2 separate regions of the Homo sapiens genome follow, and region 2 is linked to region 1. Evidence: chromatin contacts called from ENCODE Hi-C or POLR2A ChIA-PET data. All regions are on one chromosome and are shown on one strand. The core of a region is the stretch at or near the end of the contact, and the rest is flanking DNA. Distances in the headings are between cores, read along the strand shown. Region 1 holds the start of EIF5A (eukaryotic translation initiation factor 5A). Region 2 holds the start of RPL26 (ribosomal protein L26).

Region 1 (3,693 bases), core at 528-3,027:
GGGATTACAGGTGTGAGCCACTGCGCCTGGCCGCTTGTTTCAGTCTTGTTATCCAACAAGGCAGCCATGAAGGTAGTGCAAGAAACCCAGGAATTGGAAGAAGACTACGAAGTTTCAGGAAAAGCGAAATGGGGGGCGGAGAGAGGGAGGGCAAAGAAAATAAAGTTGGGAAGATAGCTCGTCTCCAGCTTCATGGTCTCCTATGATTAAGACAATGTCAATGTAATCTAACATACCACTTTTTTTTTTTTTTTTTTTTTTTTGAGACAGAGTCTCTCGCTGTGTCTCCTAGGCTGGAGTGCAGTGGTGCGATGTCGGCTAACTGCAACCTCCGCCTCCTGGGTTCAAGCGATTCTCCTGCCTCTGCCTCCCGAGTAGCTGGTACAGGCGCCCACCTCCACGCCCGGCTAATTTTTTTGTATTTTCAGTAGAGACGGGGGTTTCACTACGTTGGCCAGGCTGGTCTTGAACTCCTGACCTTGTGATCCGCCCGCCTCGGCCTCCCAAAGTGCTGGGATTACAGGCGTGAGCCACCGCTCCCGGCCTACCACTATTTTATTTTATTTATGTATTATTTATTTATGTTTTTGAGACTTGAGTTTCGCTCTTGTTACCCAGGCTGGAGTGCAATGGCGCAATCTCGGCTCACGGCAACCTCCACAGGAGAAGCGATTCTCCTGTCCCAGCCTCCCGAGTAGCTGGGATTACAGGCATGCGCCGCCACGCCCGGCTAATTTTGTATTTTTAGTAGAGACGGGGTTTCTCCATGTTGGTCAGGCTGGTCTCGAACTCCCGACCTCAGGTGATCCGCCCGCCTCGGCCTCCCAGAGTGCTGAGATTACAGGTGTCAGCCACCGCGCCCGGCCCACCACTCATTTTTATAGACAATTTTTTCTAAGGGACCTCGTAGACAATACTTTGGGGAACCGCAGAGCACAGTTGGGGAAAACACAGTAATACCATCTAAGTTTCTTTACTGAGGACCTCAGAGCCGAATGGCCTCTATGGATGCCATAGAGACCAATACGGACTGAGGGTTTAAAGAAGATGGTGTCCGCCGCAGGACCGCTCTATCTTCTCGGGTGAACTCTATGGCAGAGCATAGGCATTCGATTTAGAGAAGTGAAGCCGAGATGGGTGGGAACCCGACCACACTAGCGCGCTAGAAGAGTGGGGCGGAAAGACATCTCCCGCGCATGTGTGGAACTGGGGGGACTGATTCCAAGACAAGGCGCCCACCCCACAGAGCAAGTTTTCTGAAACGTGTGAGTCGTTTAAGTCCAGTTAAAGCCGAGGTGGGGCGTATCCTGAGACGCATGCGTTCTAGACGAGACAAGTGATCTAGCGGCGTGGTCTTTTCAACGCCTGGCGTACTGACGGCGTCTGAGGTGGAAGGGGTTGTTTAGGATTCCGAACACGCATGCGTTCTGAGACCCAGGCGTTTCCTTTAGAGGGTGTGGAGTGCAGGGCTCCTTATTGCGCAGGCGCAAGGACTGCCCGGTAGGACGAGCGGTCTATCAAGGGGAGGGAAGATGAGGTTGAAGAGATTAAAAAACCGGGTGCGCCTGCGCGTTGCAGATTAGTTGAAAACGCTCAGGGTTTGTGAGGGGCGGGGTCACGTATGCGCGTCATTGGACGGGTCGGTGGGAGGGAGGGTGGAGATGGGTAGGGTGTGTGCGCTTGCGCAGTGCGGGGGTGGAGGGCGGAGGAGATAGATAGCACGCTTGCGCGGCTGTCATAGGGCTGCTTGGTTGGTCAGTGGGGAGTCGGCGCCTGCGTACTAAGACCCGTGTGCAGCAGCGGCGGCGGCGGTAGAGGCGGCGGCGGCGGCGGCAGCGGGCTCGGAGGCAGCGGTTGGGCTCGCGGCGAGCGGACGGGGTCGAGTCAGTGCGTTCGCGCGAGGTGAGAGCGGGCAGGGCGCGTGTGCGCGGTACCTTGGCTTGGGCCCGGGAGAAGATGGAACTGCGCGGGGGTCGGGGAGGGGGCAGAGGGGAGCGGCGGCCGCCGCCGCACGGGTTCGGCCAGAGAGCGGCGCGAGGTGAGGAGAGGCGCGGGCGCGCGCCCCGGTTGGCGCGCGGGGTGACGGTTGGGGTTGGCCCGGTGACGTTGGAGCGACGCAGGGCGGGGGACGGCGAGCCGCGAGGCAGCCACGCGGGAGAGGCCGCCAGGCGGCCACGCCGGGGCGAGGGCCAGGGGCCAGATCGGCCCACCGGGGCAAGGGTACCTGGGCCGTTGAGGACCCGGCTCAGCGCGGCCACGTGAGGTGGGGGAGGGGGCTATTCGGTGAGAGGGCATGATGGGGGGGGTTGGCGGACGGCCGGGGGGAGGGGAGGCGGCGTGGCTCCGGCCTGGCGCAGTCTCTGAGGAGGGGGCGGCCGCGGCACCGGAAGTGCCCCCCACGGGAGGCTGCCCTCGGGGTCGCAGGCCGCATGGCCAAGCGTGGACCGGGGCCGCATGGCAGCGCGGGGACCCCTCCCCCCAGGTCCCGGCCACCGGAAGCCCGGAACGGCCACATGGTCGGCAGGAGCCGGCAGCCCCTAGCGCGGGGAGCTAGTCCTCGCGGGGGTTCCGAGGGGGCCTGAGATTTTGAGGAGTGGAAGCCGGAGGCTCGGGTCCTAATCACCCCGGAGGGCCTGCTGCAGGCATATGTTAGCGCTTCCCAACCTCAAGGGCCCCAGGAGCTTTCCTGAAAAACCCTCCTGTGAAGTGTGGCGGTCAGCCAGGTGTAAGTGGCACCCCTTCGAGCTGGGAGGCCGGAGAAATGGGGAAACAGGGCGTTTGGACAGGAGCCCAACTTTTCTGTCGGCCTGGGTGGACAGCGCCTAAAAGCCTCAGGCAGATGAGTTTCCCACCGTGATAGGCGTTCTTCACCTTGTCACTGTCTTCCTGTTGTAACTGGTTTGGGAGTTCCACGGTTTCGAAGTCCTTAACTCTACTAGCCTAGTATGATTTTCTACTACTCACTACTACCAACCTTTTGCTTTCATTTTATTGTCATTCACCACCCCCCACCTCTCCCACTTTCTACTGACTGTACTGGCCCGGCCTGAAAAGCCGACAGGACAGATGCATCCTGGGAAAAGTGGGAGGGCCTTCCAGGAGAGGCTGGGTTCCTGGGTTCTCTTTGGGAACCAAGATCGAGGTGTTTGGCAGGGGGATCATTTCGGAAACAACTTTGCTTTCTCCCCCTTGGCTTGTTGCAAGTGCATGTTGGCGAGGCGGGAATCCCCCAAAGAGGCCTTGTGGTTTCCTGTAGCAGTGACTGGTTTGTGTGTGGATGGGGGGGGGCAGTGTAACAGATGGGTGGGGCCTTGTCCTCCGGTCTCCACCCTCCCCCCCCCCAATTAGCCCTGCCCTTTTGCTGGATCATAGCTGCTCACCTAATTATAGCCCTGGCTATATGTGGGGAAGAGGGGTGGTTGGTTTCAGTGGCAAGTAACACCTGAGTCCTCCCCACTCCCAGGAAGTAGGCCTTTTCTCATCTCTGAGATTTGACATTCCAGCTCCCTAGAGCCTTCCTTTCCCAAGCCACCACTTTAGCTTTGATTTATGGGGGAGAAACCAGCTATTCCACCCTCCCATACACACACCAGTTCTTGAGTATATTTGAGCCCAGTCAGTATTTTAAGTTCAGGAACTTTGACTTTATTTTAGGTGGGTAATGGAATAAAGAGTTGGGAAAATGTTTCTGGA
Region 2 (3,514 bases), core at 600-3,099, 1.1 Mb after region 1:
ATCGGCTCTATCTGGACAGCAGGCAAAATGAGCCTGTTGGGTAGTCACAATATATTGATAAAAGGATTAATCCCAAAGCAATGTTCTGATTATGTCACCTAATTATGGTCACATCATCTGACGTTTGAGGAAACTGATTTTCGGGCAGGATCCCCAGGAGTTGGAGACCAATCTGGGCAGTAAAGTGAGACCCCTCTCTACAGAAACAAAAAAAAGGTCCTACATGGGAGCATCACTTGAGCCCACAAGAGCCATGACCACGCAACTGCACTCCAGTCTGGGTAAGAGTGAGACCCCATCTCAGCCGGGCGCGGTGGCTCACGCCTGTAATCCCAGCACTTTGGGAGGCTGAGGCGGGCTGATCACCTGACGCCATGAGTTCGAGACCACCCTGCCCAACATGGTGAAACCCCGCCTCTACTAAAAACACAAAAATTAGCCGAGCCGTGGTGGCGGGCGCTTGTAATCCCAGCTACTCGGGAGGCTGAGGCAGGAGAATCGCCTGAACCCGGGAGGCGAAGGTTGCAGTGAGCTGAGATGGCACCACTGCACTCCAGCCTGGGGGGGACAAGAGCGAGACTTCATCTCAAAAAAAAAAAAAAAAAAGATTTTCACCAAATAATACAATTAAAAACTGAAAAGCAGCTTACTTACTGTTTTTTGGTCCCTGGCTCAACTCATCTTGCCACTCTTTGGGAGCAAGAGTCTCAGAAGCATCTTTCTCAGGAATGCAATCTCTCTTCTAAGCTAAGTGCGTAAAATATCCATCAAGACAACGAGAACAAGTAGGGATACACACCTGAACTTCATCATCCTTTCGGATGGGCATGGATCGCACGTTGTACTTCTGTCTCAGCTCTTTGGAAAGAGGGGAAGACATAATCTTCCTTCGAATGTGGGAAGGTGCATTGAAATGCCTTTTGCGATTCTTGCTTCGGTCGGAAGTCACAAAGGGATTAAACTTCATTTTGGCTAAATAAAAAGTTAAAAAGACTCTTAAATGACCAAAATCTCATCCAGCTTCCAAACAAATAACCGCAATGATTTTATCTTGATAGTCTAGAATGATCATAGGCAGTGTCATGTTGTGCAACTTCAACAAAAACTGTTTGATCGGAAGGGCCTATCAACCGAAGCTCGAAACTTTTTATTTTTTGTTTTATTCGGGTGTTTTCTGTATATGTTTACGGACTAAAGACTTTTGCATCAAAAACACTTGTCCTAGTTATAAGACCTTTTAGTTACACTCTCCCAACTCCTCAAGTAGTGCCTGAGGAAATCAAGACTGGACTTACATCTCTGCTGAGCAGACCGACAACGCAATTCTCTTAACTATAACCTCACGTTTTAGAAGGTACAATCAACGTTCATCTTCTACAGGCTTAAGAGTGAATACGTATAGCCCCGCCAAAATGAATAAGGCCCACCAACCCGAACCTGGAAAAGCCTGCACACGTCTCGGGTCCTAAAAGCCTCCCAGTGGGCAAGTGTGGTCTGGAAATTCCGTGAAGACTTTACCGAGAAGTTACTTCGAGACCATTCTCTAGGAAACGACACTACCCAGACTCCAGTCTATTTCCACAGGCTCCCTTCCCTCAGCTCGTTTTCGAGTTCCCAAATCCCCGGTCCCTCCATCCATCTCCGGCCCGGCGGCCCTTGATTTAAGAAAGCAACAGATAAAAAACCATCCCAGTCTCTCCTTCCTGGCTGCTACTCGGCCGACAAGAGACTCTCGGGGTCCCCGCGGTCGGAAGCCACCATGCCCAAGAACGGATGGCTGCTGATTACACCCGCTTGCCCGCCGAATCCTTACCCGCTCCCGCTTCGGTGATGGCCGCAAAAGGGAAGAGAACTACACGCTGCTTCCGGTTCTGTAAGTTTACCAAAGATCTCGCGAGACCTATGTCTCTCGGAGCGAGAGGGGCGCGGAGTTTGAGCGAGGGGAGTAAACTGGGAAATAAATTTATGGCTAGTGTCACCTAGTGGCTAGGAGGGGAACTGCGAGGGATTGCAAAACTCCCCTCCTCCAGGTCCTAGTGTCTCCCTTCCGAGACCCGGGTGCTGCCGCTGAATCCTCTGGGAAGGGTAGTCCCGGGGCTATTGGCTAAGGCTGCTCAGGGTCCAACTGCCCCTGGGGGTGATGAAGGAACGAGCGGCCCCAGGAGACCGCCCAGGAGACCCGCTGGTACCTTCACTCCCAGGTGCCGGGGCGGGGGCCGGCACCCCTTAGCCGGGGAAGCGCAGGCCCTGCTTCTGGCCGCCAGGAGGCGCGGGGACGCCGGCCGGCCGGTCGCCTGGGTCCCTGCACTCACCGTCCCCTCCCGCCCGTGGCGTGGGCGCGGCCAGCGTGCCGGTACTTTAACGAGCTCCACCGCGACGCCGGCCACCGCCCCTGCACCTGGGCGTCTGCTGACCGCACAGCAGGGCCCGCCAGAGATTCAGTTCTGGGTGGTGAGGGGCCTTGCGAGGACCAGGGCCACCGATCGCCGCCTGCCCCCGCGGAAATAGGTCCAAGGCCGCGTTTCCAAGGCGCCCCCAGTGCTGTGGGAGGTGCTGGTCCAGACCACGCTTCGAAGGAGCCAGGCGAGAGGAAGCCTCTCGGTGCGGGGAGCTGCGCGGGTTTCTAAATGCTCGGCCTGTTTGCGTCCAGTTCAGGACCAGACGGAAGCCGTGCGCTCCCTGCAAATGGTTTCTTTTCTTCTTCTTCGTGTGTGTGTGTGTGTGTGTGTGTGTGTGTGTGTGTGTGTGTGTGTGTGTGTGTGTGTGTGTGTGTCTTTTTCTTCTTTTTGAGACAGTTTCGCTCTTGTTGCTCAGGCTGGAGCGCACTGGCACGATCTCCACTCACTGCAACCTCCGCCTCCCGGGTTCTCCTGCCTCAGCCTCCTGAGTAGCTGGGATTACAGGCGCCCGCCACCACGCCCGGCTAATTTTTGTAGTTTTAGTAGAGACGAGGGTTCACCATGTTGGCCAGGCTGGTCTCGAACTCCCGACCTCAGGCAATCCGCCCGCCTCAGCCTCCCAAAGTGCTGGGATTACAGGCGTGAGCCACCGCGCCCGGCCCCTGCAAATGGTTTCTGAGGCAGCGGCAGTGCAGCAGGCACCGGCGCTGAACGGCTTCTGCTGAATGAATGACACGGGTGTCACAGTGACAGAGGACAGGCGTTTCACAAGAATACCGAAGACGTAGTGAGCCTTCTGAGTGTGGGGACGCTCTTCTCTACACTTTACATCATGAATTCTTTTAATCCACAAAATGGCTCTGTTGTTGCTGGTATTATTGTCCCCATTTTACAGATTGGGCAACTCAGCCACAGAGAAATGAGAGGAACTTGGTGCAAGGTTATACAGGACCCATAAGTCACAGCAGAACCCGTGCAGGCTGGCTCCCCGGCCTCTTCTGGGAACTGTATATGGCCCCAATTTGTGGGAACCTCATAGTCAGGACTGCCCAGAGGATGGTCAGCAACGAACATGCGTTTTCATGATTTAAAAATAGTTGTGTTCTTAAATATGC

Evidence for each region. Hi-C counts contacts between places; a loop is a spot of excess contacts on that map. ChIA-PET counts read pairs that join two places held with the same protein, here RNA polymerase II (POLR2A). Pooled maps may share reads with other maps.
Region 2: a loop to region 1 is called in a map of CD8-positive, alpha-beta T cell, with 11 times the contacts of the local background. The contact joins the promoter of RPL26 here to the promoter of EIF5A in region 1. A Hi-C loop is called at or near these places in 2 of 168 maps with a recorded cell type or tissue (CD8-positive, alpha-beta T cell and naive thymus-derived CD4-positive, alpha-beta T cell) and 6 of 50 pooled maps. POLR2A ChIA-PET finds 5 or more read pairs at or near these places in 1 of 52 experiments (OCI-LY7).

Annotation. Positions count from the first base shown.
Region 1 is chr17:7,305,851-7,309,543 of GRCh38, forward strand. EIF5A (eukaryotic translation initiation factor 5A) reads left to right here and starts at 1,778. Exons shown (of 6, transcript NM_001970.5): 1 at 1,778-1,902. RefSeq lists enhancers at 92-903, 775-1,074, 904-1,714, 2,945-3,234 and silencers at 1,625-1,734, 2,095-2,264, 2,355-2,474.
Region 2 is chr17:8,381,344-8,384,857 of GRCh38, forward strand. It overlaps RPL26 (ribosomal protein L26), which reads right to left and starts at 1,850. Exons shown (of 4, transcript NM_000987.5): 1 at 1,814-1,850; 2 at 800-972. The coding sequence starts at 967. RefSeq lists enhancers at 1,308-2,025, 1,605-1,774, 2,026-2,743 and a silencer at 2,175-2,444.